Linked DNA regions of Homo sapiens: regions 1 and 2 are each linked to region 3. Evidence: chromatin contacts called from ENCODE Hi-C or POLR2A ChIA-PET data. All regions are on one chromosome and are shown on one strand. The core of a region is the stretch at or near the end of the contact, and the rest is flanking DNA. Distances in the headings are between cores, read along the strand shown.

Evidence for each region. A loop is a pair of places that touch in the nucleus more often than their neighbours do. ChIA-PET counts read pairs that join two places held with the same protein, here RNA polymerase II (POLR2A). Pooled maps may share reads with other maps.
Region 1: a map of chondrocyte shows a loop between it and region 3 (1.8-fold over the local background). The contact joins the enhancer-like site here to the promoter of RIPK4 in region 3. A Hi-C loop is called at or near these places in 1 of 168 maps with a recorded cell type or tissue (chondrocyte) and 1 of 50 pooled maps. POLR2A ChIA-PET finds 5 or more read pairs at or near these places in 4 of 52 experiments (AG04450, Caco-2, H1 and 1 more).
Region 2: a loop to region 3 is called in a map of PC-3, with 6 times the contacts of the local background. The contact joins the promoter of TMPRSS2 here to the promoter of RIPK4 in region 3. A Hi-C loop is called at or near these places in 1 of 168 maps with a recorded cell type or tissue (PC-3), 2 of 37 single-sample maps with no recorded cell type and 10 of 50 pooled maps. POLR2A ChIA-PET finds 5 or more read pairs at or near these places in 1 of 52 experiments (Panc1).

Annotation. Positions count from the first base shown.
Region 1 is chr21:41,478,743-41,482,184 of GRCh38, forward strand. TMPRSS2 (transmembrane serine protease 2) reads right to left here. Exons shown (of 14, transcript NM_005656.4): 6 at 1,734-1,860; 7 at 430-540. Among named protein-coding and RNA genes, the nearest start is that of TMPRSS2, 28 kb to the right of the region's middle. RefSeq lists enhancers at 985-1,485, 1,486-1,986. Within about 2 kb of position 1,514, at least 6 of the 41 ENCODE cell types and tissues checked have a DNase peak (open chromatin) inside an H3K27ac peak, as active enhancers do.
Region 2 is chr21:41,506,671-41,510,482 of GRCh38, forward strand. TMPRSS2 (transmembrane serine protease 2) reads right to left here and starts at 1,488. Exons shown (of 14, transcript NM_005656.4): 1 at 1,411-1,488. RefSeq lists a promoter at 585-1,978, an enhancer at 1,458-2,465, cis regulatory regions at 1,580-1,606, 3,777-3,782 and a silencer at 3,746-3,812.
Region 3 is chr21:41,765,179-41,768,946 of GRCh38, forward strand. It overlaps RIPK4 (receptor interacting serine/threonine kinase 4), which reads right to left and starts at 1,874. Exons shown (of 8, transcript NM_020639.3): 1 at 1,682-1,874. The coding sequence starts at 1,863. It overlaps LOC102724800 (a long non-coding RNA gene), which reads left to right and starts at 1,989. Exons shown (of 5, transcript XR_937745.3): 1 at 1,989-2,056; 2 at 2,681-2,839; 3 at 3,436-3,768. RefSeq lists an enhancer at 3,491-3,768.

The DNA.
Region 1 (3,442 bases), core at 264-2,763, 290 kb before region 3:
TTCCCTTGCTCAAGCCAGTGAAGTCCCTGGCAAACTGGAATGAGCCGGTCACCCTGGCTGGGACACTGAGACATTATCTTGGATTCCTAGAACCACGCCCTGACAAAATAGGTACACCTCTAAATGTCTGAAGAGGAAAGAAAACTAAATAGAGTTGAATGTCGATGTTGCAAGTGTGAGCCGCTACCAACAAGGGCAGACGGTAGAGGCTGAAAATGAAATAGCAGAGAAACCTCAGCCACTTCCTATGAATAAACCAAGGGCTGCTTAGAGTAACCAGGCCTGGTCAGACTCTAATCTCCTCCCAATGCAAAACCCATCCAGACCGAGTATTGCAGCTCAGAGAAATCAGACTCAGGACAACGATTCCCCATGGTGTCTCCTAGTTGATTTCATTCCAAAATTTTTCAAGAAGAAATTGCTGCATACCTGTGGTACAGTTTTTTATAGATATCGACATTGCCGGCACTTGTGTTCAGTTTCATAAAGCTGGTGGATCCGCTGTCATCCACTATTCCTTGGCTAGAGTAAAAATTATTCCTAAAAAAGAAAACCTTATTTGTGATAATGGTTAAGGCATAAGCAAACACAAATCCTATACTATGTCATAATACCGCTCATACGACATTCAGAATAAGAGGGAAAAACCTTAGCATTTAGGAAAAAAAATCACACGTTCTAACCAAGTGCTAGAATATTGTAACGATTTTTCGATTCAATAACCCTAAAGTGTCAGACAAAATTCCTTCATTGGTCGTGTTTCTTATCCAGGTTAGGATCAAGAAACTATGAGAAGGACATAGGATTGTATAATCATACACACATTTAATCTAATAAAAGGTACAGATGTTAACATGGCCCCAGTTATCAATTCCACCAGGTTCCTGGACTGTGATGGGGGGGCTTTGCTGTGTAATTCACCCCTGCTGTTTAGGGATGTCACAGTGACTAGCTAAGATGCCAACTTTCTCACCGAGTGGTAATTCATTCTGAAAACTGGCATATTGAATACCCTAAAGTTGCATAGAAATCACCTGGGGACCCTCCCATGGAAAACAAAGTGGCAGTAGCATCCTACCACCCTCTCCCCCGATGCCTGAGGGCTGCCGCATCTCCCCAGGCAGTGCTGGTAAATGGTAACCACCGCCCCACCCCCGTTAGGAATCACTGTCAGGCGACACACACCCTGTTAAGCCTTCCCACCTTCCCTCAGAGCTACGAGCAGGAATGACATTTTTTAAGTATCAGTCTGATTGATTGATTCTCTCCCCAGCTCAAAAGGCTTCCATGGCTCCCGAATGAAGTGAAACTGGCACAGGATTTGTCTCTGCTGCTCTCCCCAGCCCAACCCTCCTCGCCAGCTGTTCTGGTCCAACCTCTACCCAGGGAGGTGAATGGACCCTGGCTGAGAGGCACCTTGGAAAAAGAGGCACCTAACGCCCTCAGCCTACCCCTCTGACCAGATGACCACAGCACTGGGCACTCCCGAGCAACCAGGAGTCTATAGAGGCCAAGGAGGAGGCAGGGCAAGGTGGCAGTGAGCCAAGGTCTGTGTGCTGGGCACAGCCCTAGCAGGACAAATTCCACCTGCTGGTTATAGGGCTCAGCTTTTGGAAGGTGACAATTGTCCCCAGCACTCATGTGCCGGTGCTTTCACAGGGAGGCAGAGAGAGGGTCTTCTCGTGTTTCTGCTGTCTGTTACTGTCACTCGGCGGGTGCTGCCCCATACTCACTTATAGCCCATGTCCCTGCAGGCCGCCCGCCCGTAGTTCTCGTTCCAGTCGTCTTGGCACACAGGGTGCCAGGACTTCCTCTGAGATGAGTACACCTGAAGGATGAAGTTTGGTCCGTAGAGGCGAACTGCACGAGAGGGAGGATTATCCATGAGTTTCTTTCTTTTTTTTTCTTTTTTTTGAGACGGAGTCTCGCTCTGTCACCTAGGCTGAAGTGCAGTGGTCTGATCTCCACTCACTGCAGCCTCCGCCTCCCAGGTTCAAGTGATTCTCCTGCCTCAGCCTCCCGAGTAGCTGGGATTACAGGCGTCCACCACCCCGTCCAGTTAATTTTTCTGTTTTATTAGAGATGGGGTTTCACCATGTTGGCCAGGCTGGTCTTGAACTCCTGACCTCAGGTGATCCCCCTGCCTCGGTCTCCCAAAGTGTTGGAATTACAGGCGTGAGCCATTGCACCTGGCCTTGTCCCAACTTGTATCGTCCTAGCTGCTACCCAAGCCCCGCGCTCTCCACGGCTCCGGAGGTGGCAGCACAGTTCACTCTTCTCAAGGCACTGACCGCACACAAAGGGAGGCCACAAATCTATTCTTTTTCTGCTAAAAAGTGCTCTCTACACAAGAGAATTGAAAACAGGCATTGGGTCCAAAACTTGTACAAATGTTCACTGCAACCCTCTTAAAACAGCTGAAAGGCGAAAACACTCCAAACGCCCACCAACGGCTGGGTGAGCAGAATAGGATATGTCCAAGATACACAATGGAATACGATTCAGCCAGAAGAGGGAATGAAATTCAGACACAGGCTGCAACCTGGATGAGTGCTGAAGACCTTATGCTCAGTGAAAGGAGCCGGACATACTGCATGAGCCGACTCACATGGAATGCCACTTATATTGTGTGAGCCCACGTATTGCATGATCCCGCTCACATGGAATGCCTAGAGTAGGAAATCTATAGACACTAAGTAGATTAGTGGTTGCTTATGAGTAGGAGGGACGGGCTGGGAGGAGGGATATGGGGTGATAGTTCAAGGGCTTGGGGTTTCTTTATGAGCTGATGAAAATATGCTAAAATTGACTGTGGTGATAGTTGCACATATTCGTGAATATATAAAAGCCAGTGAATTATATATTTAAATTTTATGGTACATACATTACATATCAATAAGCTGTTTTATATAAAAAATTATATCTCAATAAGCTATTTCATATATATGTTTTATATATAAAAGCACTGAATTATATACTTGAATTTTATGGTACATAAATTAGATCTCAATAAGCTGTTTTTAAAAATATATAAGATAAGCCAGGCATGGTAGCTCACGCCTGTAATACCAGCACTTTGGGAGGCCAAGGCGGGCAGATCACCTGAGGTCAGGCGTTTGAGATCAGCCTGGCCAACATGGAGAAACCGATCTCTACTAAAATGCAAAAATTAGCCAAGTGTGGTGGCACGCATCTGTAATCCCACCTACTTGGGAGGCTGAGGCAGGGGAATTGCTTGAACCCAGGAGGTAAAGGTTGCAGTGAGCTGAGATCACACCACTCCACTCCAGCCTGGGTGACAGAGCAAAACTCCGTCTCAATAAATAAATAAATAAATAATAAGATAAAAGGTTTTTTTTTTTAAAGTGCTCTTTAAGAGAGCACTTTGAGCAACAAATTGTCCAGGAGACTCTAAATCAACATTCTGCTGAAATGATCTCAG
Region 2 (3,812 bases), core at 238-2,737, 260 kb before region 3:
ACCCCCATCCTTCCTTCAGGGGAGGCTGGCTGCATCCCCACTTCCTGGAGTACCTTCCCAGATCTCCTGGGACAGGTCAACAAACTTAGTCTCACTTTAGGTTTTCCAAATGCCTTGTAACTGGGCTGCGTAGCCTTTGTAATTTTCCATGATTCGGGAGGTTCTCGCGGCTGGGAGCTCCGTGAGGTCAGGCATTGCCTTGGGCGCGATGCGCTCATCTTTCCCGCGGGACCACTGCACAGGTTCGCACGGAGGGAAGGGCTGCGCAGCCTCGAAGGCGAGCCCTGGGTGCTCCCTGCCCACAGGGCTCACCTCGGGCCGCCGTGCTATCCTTTCCTTCCCAAACAAGCCACCAGGATTCCTCGTGATTAGGGCTGCCACCAGGGCGTTCTGAACAGGATTCAGGGCCACCGCGCTGTGCTCTACGGCGGAGCGGGCGAAGGCCCTCCTCTGCCACAAGCGCTCAGGGCTCTCGGCGCACAAACTTTCTGGACATGGGGCAGTTTTTCAGCTGGACCCGTGCTCGAGCAGAGCGCCCACTGCCAGACTGGAGCACTTGACCACTCAGGGTGCCACTGTGCCGAGCCGGGCAGGACAGGATGAGGTGGACCGAAGCGCCCAGGTGCCCCGCCTTCCCCCCAACCCGGCACGGAGCGCAAGCGGAGGAGCCAGACCGGCTCCTCCCGGGCGGGTTCCTGCCGGTGCCGGGTGTCCAGGAGGCCCCGGCCCTGATCGCCGCCAGCGGGTCGCCGCAACGGGGCCTGAGTCGCGAGCAGTCCCTCCCCGAGACTGACTGGCCGTTCGCACCTCGCCCGGGGGCCCTCCAGCAGCCTGGCCCAGCGGTCCCCGCCGCGCCGGCCGTATCGTTCCCGGCATCTCAGCGAGTTTCCAGTTTCTCCCTACCTCAGTAGGGAACCAAGAAGCAGAAGGAGTTCAGGTAACACTGCGGGACTGCAGAGATTTCCCCCAAACAAAGAAGCCAACCGACAGCACTCCCAGTCCTCCTCCCCAAAGAGAAAAGGCGCACCGGTGCTCCCAGGCGGGGGCCGTGGAGGGCAGGCGGACTAGGAGCCAGCTTTGGGGACCCCGGGGGACTCTCTTCCACCAACTGGCTAGGGACTCGCAGGACCACCTGCCCCAACCTCGCGATGCCAAGCCAACAGGGGCGGCGAGGGCTCTCGGCCGTGCGCAAGGGGTCCCAGGCGCCCAGCACTCTCCCAGCACCCCGGGAGGCGCCCTGCCCGGCTGGCCCCAGCGCTCGACCCTCGGGCGCACTCACCTGCCGCGCCGCGCTCCTCACACCCGCTTTCACCTCCGGGCGGGGCAGGGGGCATCGGCGGGTCCCAGGCGCCCAGGTTCCCCTCCCCAGCCCGGACCCCGAGCCGGGACCCTGGTACCGGCGCCGCTCACCTGCCGCGCTCCAGGCGGCGCTCCCCGCCCCTCGCCCTCCGCCTCCGCCTCCGCCTCCTGCTTAGCTCGCGCCTACTCGGCCCGGCCCGCCCTGGCTCTCGCTTTAATCTCAGGAGGCGGTGTCCCAGGGTCCAGGGCGACACCCCCAAGCGGGTCGCGGGTCACCCTGGGCGGGCGGGGGCGGGGGCGGCGGGAGGAGGCGTTTCCCAAGGGAAGTCCGGGACGGGTTCCCTGCCTGGCTCAACCCCGGCTGCGGAGGGACCCATAAGGGACTCTGGGGCGCTTCCCGGGCCCGGCCACAGCGGCCAACCTGCCCCTCTCCGGTCCGCGGCGCAGCGCTGCCCGAGGGCTCGAGTTTGGGTTAAGGAAGGGGATTCTGGGGAGCGCTCCTGGAGTCCTGGGTGAGCCCCCGGAGCTGCTACCTCACGAGCTCCTGTAGGCGGCCGGCCCCGTCTTGGCCTCCGGGGAACCCACTGTAGCCTCTGGGCAAGGACCCAGGGTAGGCCTTGGGGACTGCTGGCCCAAGCACGAGTGGCGGGGACACAGCGCCGGACGCCCAAGACCCTCCCCAGTCCGCCTAGGCTGGCATTTCTTGGCCCCCACCAGCGTCCGGTGGAAAGTGCTCCCCCGGATGGTCCCAGGTCTCTCGGCACCACCGGCCAGGGCGGGAGTGAGGAAGTGGTGGGACACACCTCAGCCAGGAAGACGTGGCTGTTCCCGGGCACTTGAGAGGTTCTTTCTAATGTTTGCAATTGTGGGGGCTCAGAATTCACCAGAATTTAATAGGACCGTAGACCAGAATTCATCACCCCAAGTAGGACTGGAGGAGACCAGAATCTGCTACCCCAACATAGTCCTCTTTGGCACATTGATGATTTGGAACTGGTTATGTTGAGGAACTGCAGACACCAGAGTACCTCTGAGAAAATGCCCTTTTGTAAAGGAAATTTGCACCTATAAAGGAAATGTTTGTTAGTCAGCAGATCTGTACCAGGAAGAGAGCTGTTCCCGGACAACTTTTATCACCTGGGAAACTTTTATCTGCCTCACACGGCAACCTGCGTTCACCAGACACCTCCTCTCCTCACGCTCCCCTCACTCCTCCACCGCTCCCCAGAAGCCTCAAACCCCCATTTCTTTCTGTCACTCAGAGTGACAGATAAGCCTCAATCATCGGGCTGCTGCACCTTTTTTTTTTCGTGTGTTTTTTTTTCCCCCAGAAGGGGTCTCACTCTGTTGCCCAGGTTGGAGTGCAGTGGCTCAATCATGGCTCATGGCAGCTTCAACCTCCCAGGGCACAAGTAATCCTCCCACCTCAGCCTCCCGAGTAGCTGGGACTAGAGGCGTGTGCCACCACGCCCAGCTAATTTAATTTTTTGTAGAGATGGGGGTCTCCCTATGTTGCCCAGACTGGTCTCCAATCTGGGCTCAAGCGATCCACCTGCCTTGGCCTCCCAAAGTGCTGGGATTACAGGTGTGAGCCCTCGCACTGGACCCCTCACTCACCTGGCCTGTTCTTTAAGTCTCATATTCTTGTGGGATTCCCATCTGTGAGTACATACATTAAAACAGCTTTTCTCCTGTTCATCTATTTGATGCCAATTTAATTTGTAGACTAGCTGAACGAACTAGAAGGGTAGAGGGGAAGCATGTTTTCTCCTCCCCTGCATAATATACAAATCAACATGATTTGCTTTAAAATGAGGTGGAAGCAGAAAAAAGCCCCATTCAGTCCCATCCCAGGCTGCCTTGGCTCACTGCTCCCTTCCTGGGAAGCTCTCCCGGAAGCCTCCTGTGGGGCAGGACTTTCCTAGTAAACCCTTCCCTCTCACTCCCTCCTTTGGCACCTTTTGTGGTCTGCTGGTGGCACCCACAACAGGGATTGTCCCCAATATGCCCCAGCCCTCCCCATCCCCCACACTGCCCTGCGCTCTGCCCCAGTGGGAAACCCTCAAAGACCCTCTCCAGCACATAGGGCAGGTGCAGTTGTCTTTCAGCGGCAACTCACTTATTTCTGTCTTGACAGTGTGTTTGGTGCCTACTAATTCCACCCAGAAACCAGGGAGTAAGTGCTGCCGCAGACTCAGGCCTCTTGGAGTGGTTGTTCATTCACCATTTATTTTTCCTTTTATATTAATAATCAGGGTTCTCCAGAGAAACAGAAACAATAGGAGAAATACAAATATATACACACATATACATATGCACACACATGTATATACACACATCTATATTTCTATATATTATTTATAAATATTATAAATATCTTATATATTATAAATACATATAAATATATACATAAACATGTATTTTATATGCATAATATAATACAGATATGATATATATTATACACAGCTTATATGTAATAAATATTATTTATAATATATATAAAGATTTACTAT
Region 3 (3,768 bases), core at 624-3,123:
ATTTTCACTGATGATTAAAGCTCACACACATCCCCAAGAGATAAAACGAATGCCCCTATGGAGAGGGTTCCCTTTCAGAACCTAACCACTGGCTGGTATTCAAAGTGGTTTGGATTTCATCAAAATAACCACAGCACCCCTCCTGGCCTGAGAAGTTCCCAGAATCTGAGGCAGGGGAGAAAAAGTGCACAGCCTGGGCCAGCATCTCACCTTTGAACTAGTGGTGATTTGATGACACTCGTCACCACTCTACTGGTGTTTCCAAGAAACACTGGATTTGAGGGTTACGGCAAAAAGCCACCACTATCTCTGCTGTGTAGTCTCCTAGCCAAGGACGAAAATGCAAAGGGAGAGGACAGGCCTCTCATCCACAGAGGCGTCACAGTCACGGTATGGGGCTGCAGCACGCACTGCCACCCCAGACACAGGCATCACAACGATTCTGCAGAAAAGCTGGGGCTTAGCGGCCCCATCACTCAATCAGCCGAGCATTCGAAACCAGGTCTGCCAGGCAGCAAAGGCTAAATGGTATTTTAAAAAGGTGTCGCTTCTGAGTGTATGTGTTCAAGGAATCTCTAGGTAAAATACAAGCATAGCTTCCATGTAGAAGGTAAGCTTCATTAAAGGATAAATAATTAAAACGTGCTAAATTGAGCCTTACATATGAACCATCAAAATCAACTGTAAACAGTGAAATCTACAACAACAAAGAGGTACTGTTCAAGAACATTCTCCCTACCTCTCAAATTATGCACAGACGACAACCGACCCACCGAATTTAACACGGGCGGCTCTGCGTCCTTCCCATTCGTCTTTGTTACCTTGAACACTCCTGCTAGGTAGGTACAGGCAGGTTCCATTCTGACTTTTGGACTGGGAAACTGGGGTGCAGGAGGGCCCCATGGCACGGCCACAGAACTTGAATGCAAGGCCCTTCCCTAGCGGGTCGGTCTCGAAATTAAGTCAGCTAAAACGAGAGTGTGCGGCGAGGAAGCGCTGGGCGGACGGATCAACACCCCGGGCCCCGTGCCGGACCCCACTGCCAGGCCCGAGCCCCGGAGCTCCACCGCGCAAGCGCCGGGCGCCCGGGAAGCCTCGCCCGAGCCAAGCCGAAGCTTCCGACCGAAATAATTACAGTCTTACACCAATTTGTGTTCCAACGTAAATTACTAAGTAAGTCGAACGGAGGCTAACTCCACTCACAAAGCCCAGAGGCCCACATGGCAATTTTTCTAAGCCCTGCGCAGACCGCAGCGCCCCGGTGGGTCCCGGGCGGGCCGGACGCGCCTCCCAAGGGCGCGGGTCCGAGGCGCAAGGCGAGCTGGAGACCCCGAAAACCAGGGCCACTCGGGGAGTGTCAGGAAGCACGACTGGGCGCCTTAGGACGTCCGGGCAGACGCGGCCCCCGAGGAGCCCCAGAGGAGCCCCAGAGGAGCCGCCTGACCCGGCCCCGACGTGCGCGATCGAGCCCGGGCTCGCCAAAGCCCCCGCGCCCCTCCGGCCCGGACAGGCCGAGTGGACATTGTCGGAGCCCCGCGGCCTCGCCGGCAATTGGTTTCCCCCCCGAAGCTGCTCCGGGGGTGAGTTCGGGAGAGAGAGGCAGGACCCCGGGACCAGAGCACCCCGACCCCGACCCCAGCCCGGGCCCCAGCCGCCCCAGCGCCCCGCCCGGGCCGCTCACCTGTCGTCGACGTGCAGGCTGGGCGAGCACTTGATGGCCAGCCAGGTCTTCCAGTGGACATGGCGCACCTTGTACACCTGCCCGAAGCCGCCCGAGCCCACCTTCTCCCAGCCCGTGAACTCGCCCGCGTCGAAGGTGCGCAGCAGCGCCAGGGCCCATGGGGTCCCGCCGTCGCCCTCCATCGCGCACGTCTAGCCAGCGCCGCGGCGGCTGCCCAGGTGCCCAGGTGCGCGCTCCGCCCTGTTACGTCACTTCCGTAGGTCGTCCCGCCCCCAGGCCCCGCCCACTTACCCGCCCCCCGGGCGCCCTCTCTGCCAGCGCCCGGTGACTGCGGACGGATGAATAGACGCTGCGGGTCACTGCGCTCTCCCCTGGGTGAGCAGAGCTTCTCACGCTTCTCACGGGTCTCGACGTGCGCATCAGCTGCCCTGCTTTTCTTTGCTTTTTTTTTTTCCTTAATTGCGGAGTCACATGCAGTTGTAAGAAATCATTCACTTTGCCTAGTTTCCCCCAGTGTTACCACTTTGCAAAACTTTGCCAAAAAAAAAAGTCCAATCTCACAACCAGGATATTGACTTTGATACAGTCACCGATCTTATTCAGTTTTGCCGTTTTACTCGTCTTCCTTTGCATGTATTAGTTTTACACAATGTAATCATCTGTGTACCTTCCCGTATCCACCCCCACCTGGCCACTCCTGTGGCGATTTTACAGCCGCACCCCGGAGCCCTGGCATCACTAATCTTTCCTCTATTTCTAAAATTGTTTTATTTCAGAAATGTTATGTTTAGATACAGGAATCATACAGCGCCTAATTTTTTGAAATTGGCTTTCTTCACTCGTTAGTCTAATTCCCTGCAGGTTCACGTCTTGCTTTTTTACACGAGTTTCCTCTCAGAAAGTAACTTTTTTTAAAAAATTACCCAACAGCAAATCTAAAGTCCATTTCAAATGCAAGAGTTCCCTCATCCTTTCCTAAATAACAGCCTCTTTTTACAGGTAGAACAGATGGTTTGAAAAGGAAAGATTTTTTTTTCACATATGGGGAAAAAAAATTCCCAGCCTTGGAAGGATATTTGGGTTAGAGGCCGAAGTGCATCACAGATCACGCACGCGTCCACACCTCAGAAAACACTCACTCATTCCTGAGACGCAACGGTGAGTGAAGGCTTATTTTTGGCCACAGGAGATTAATAATGAAGACAGGAGGGCGGAGCTAAAGGAGAGGGTATTTTAACGACATTAACTGTGTTTTTGTGTTAGTAACTCGGAAAGAGAGAGGCTGCCCCAAGTCAGCGCATTGAAAGCCGCAGACCTAGTGTCTCCAGGCTCCCCCTTCCAAACGGGCGCGGACCTTCTTTCATAGCCTGTAGCGGGGAGCCGCGTCTCCCCACTGCCTCCCCACTCCCATCCGGCCGCTCTTTGGAGGGAACTCACACATCCCAACATGACGATGCTTGCTCGGGGGGCCTCCTGGGGGGACCAGGGAGCCACTTCCTTTCCCACATACTCCGGAAATTAAAGTTGGTCTCCTTAAGGCTGGAGTGGCAAATAGTTGTTTTAAGCTTGTCACAAATGTAACTTACATTTGGACTAATGTTTTAAAAAATAATTGGAGTTTTGAATCTACGAAGATACCTTGGAAGTAAACATAGTTATTATTTTGGTGGGAAAAAAATGAATGGACTTGAAAGTGAGTCACCTGTCCTGTTCCCGGGGCTCAGCTCTAGCAAAGTACCTTTCTCCATCTACAGTCTCCGGCACACAGCTCCGCAGCTGGGGGTGACTAAGAGCCCACACCACGCAAGTAATAAAACGCTCCAATTTCATTTATTTAATCATCTGTGTGCTTCATTTGACAAATATTTATGGAGTGTCTGCTGCTAGCTCAGTGCCTGGTGCCTGGGACTGAAGACCAGAGCCCCCTGGAGACCAAAAGAGCCAGCTCCCAGCTGTGAGCAGATCGGGTCCAAAGATCACGGGCTCGGCGGCAGGAACCTGGTTTGGTATCCGGCTCCTCTGCGGACTTTGAAGTGCTTTACCGATTCACATGACAACTGGTAAAACGAAAACAAACACCTTTCCAG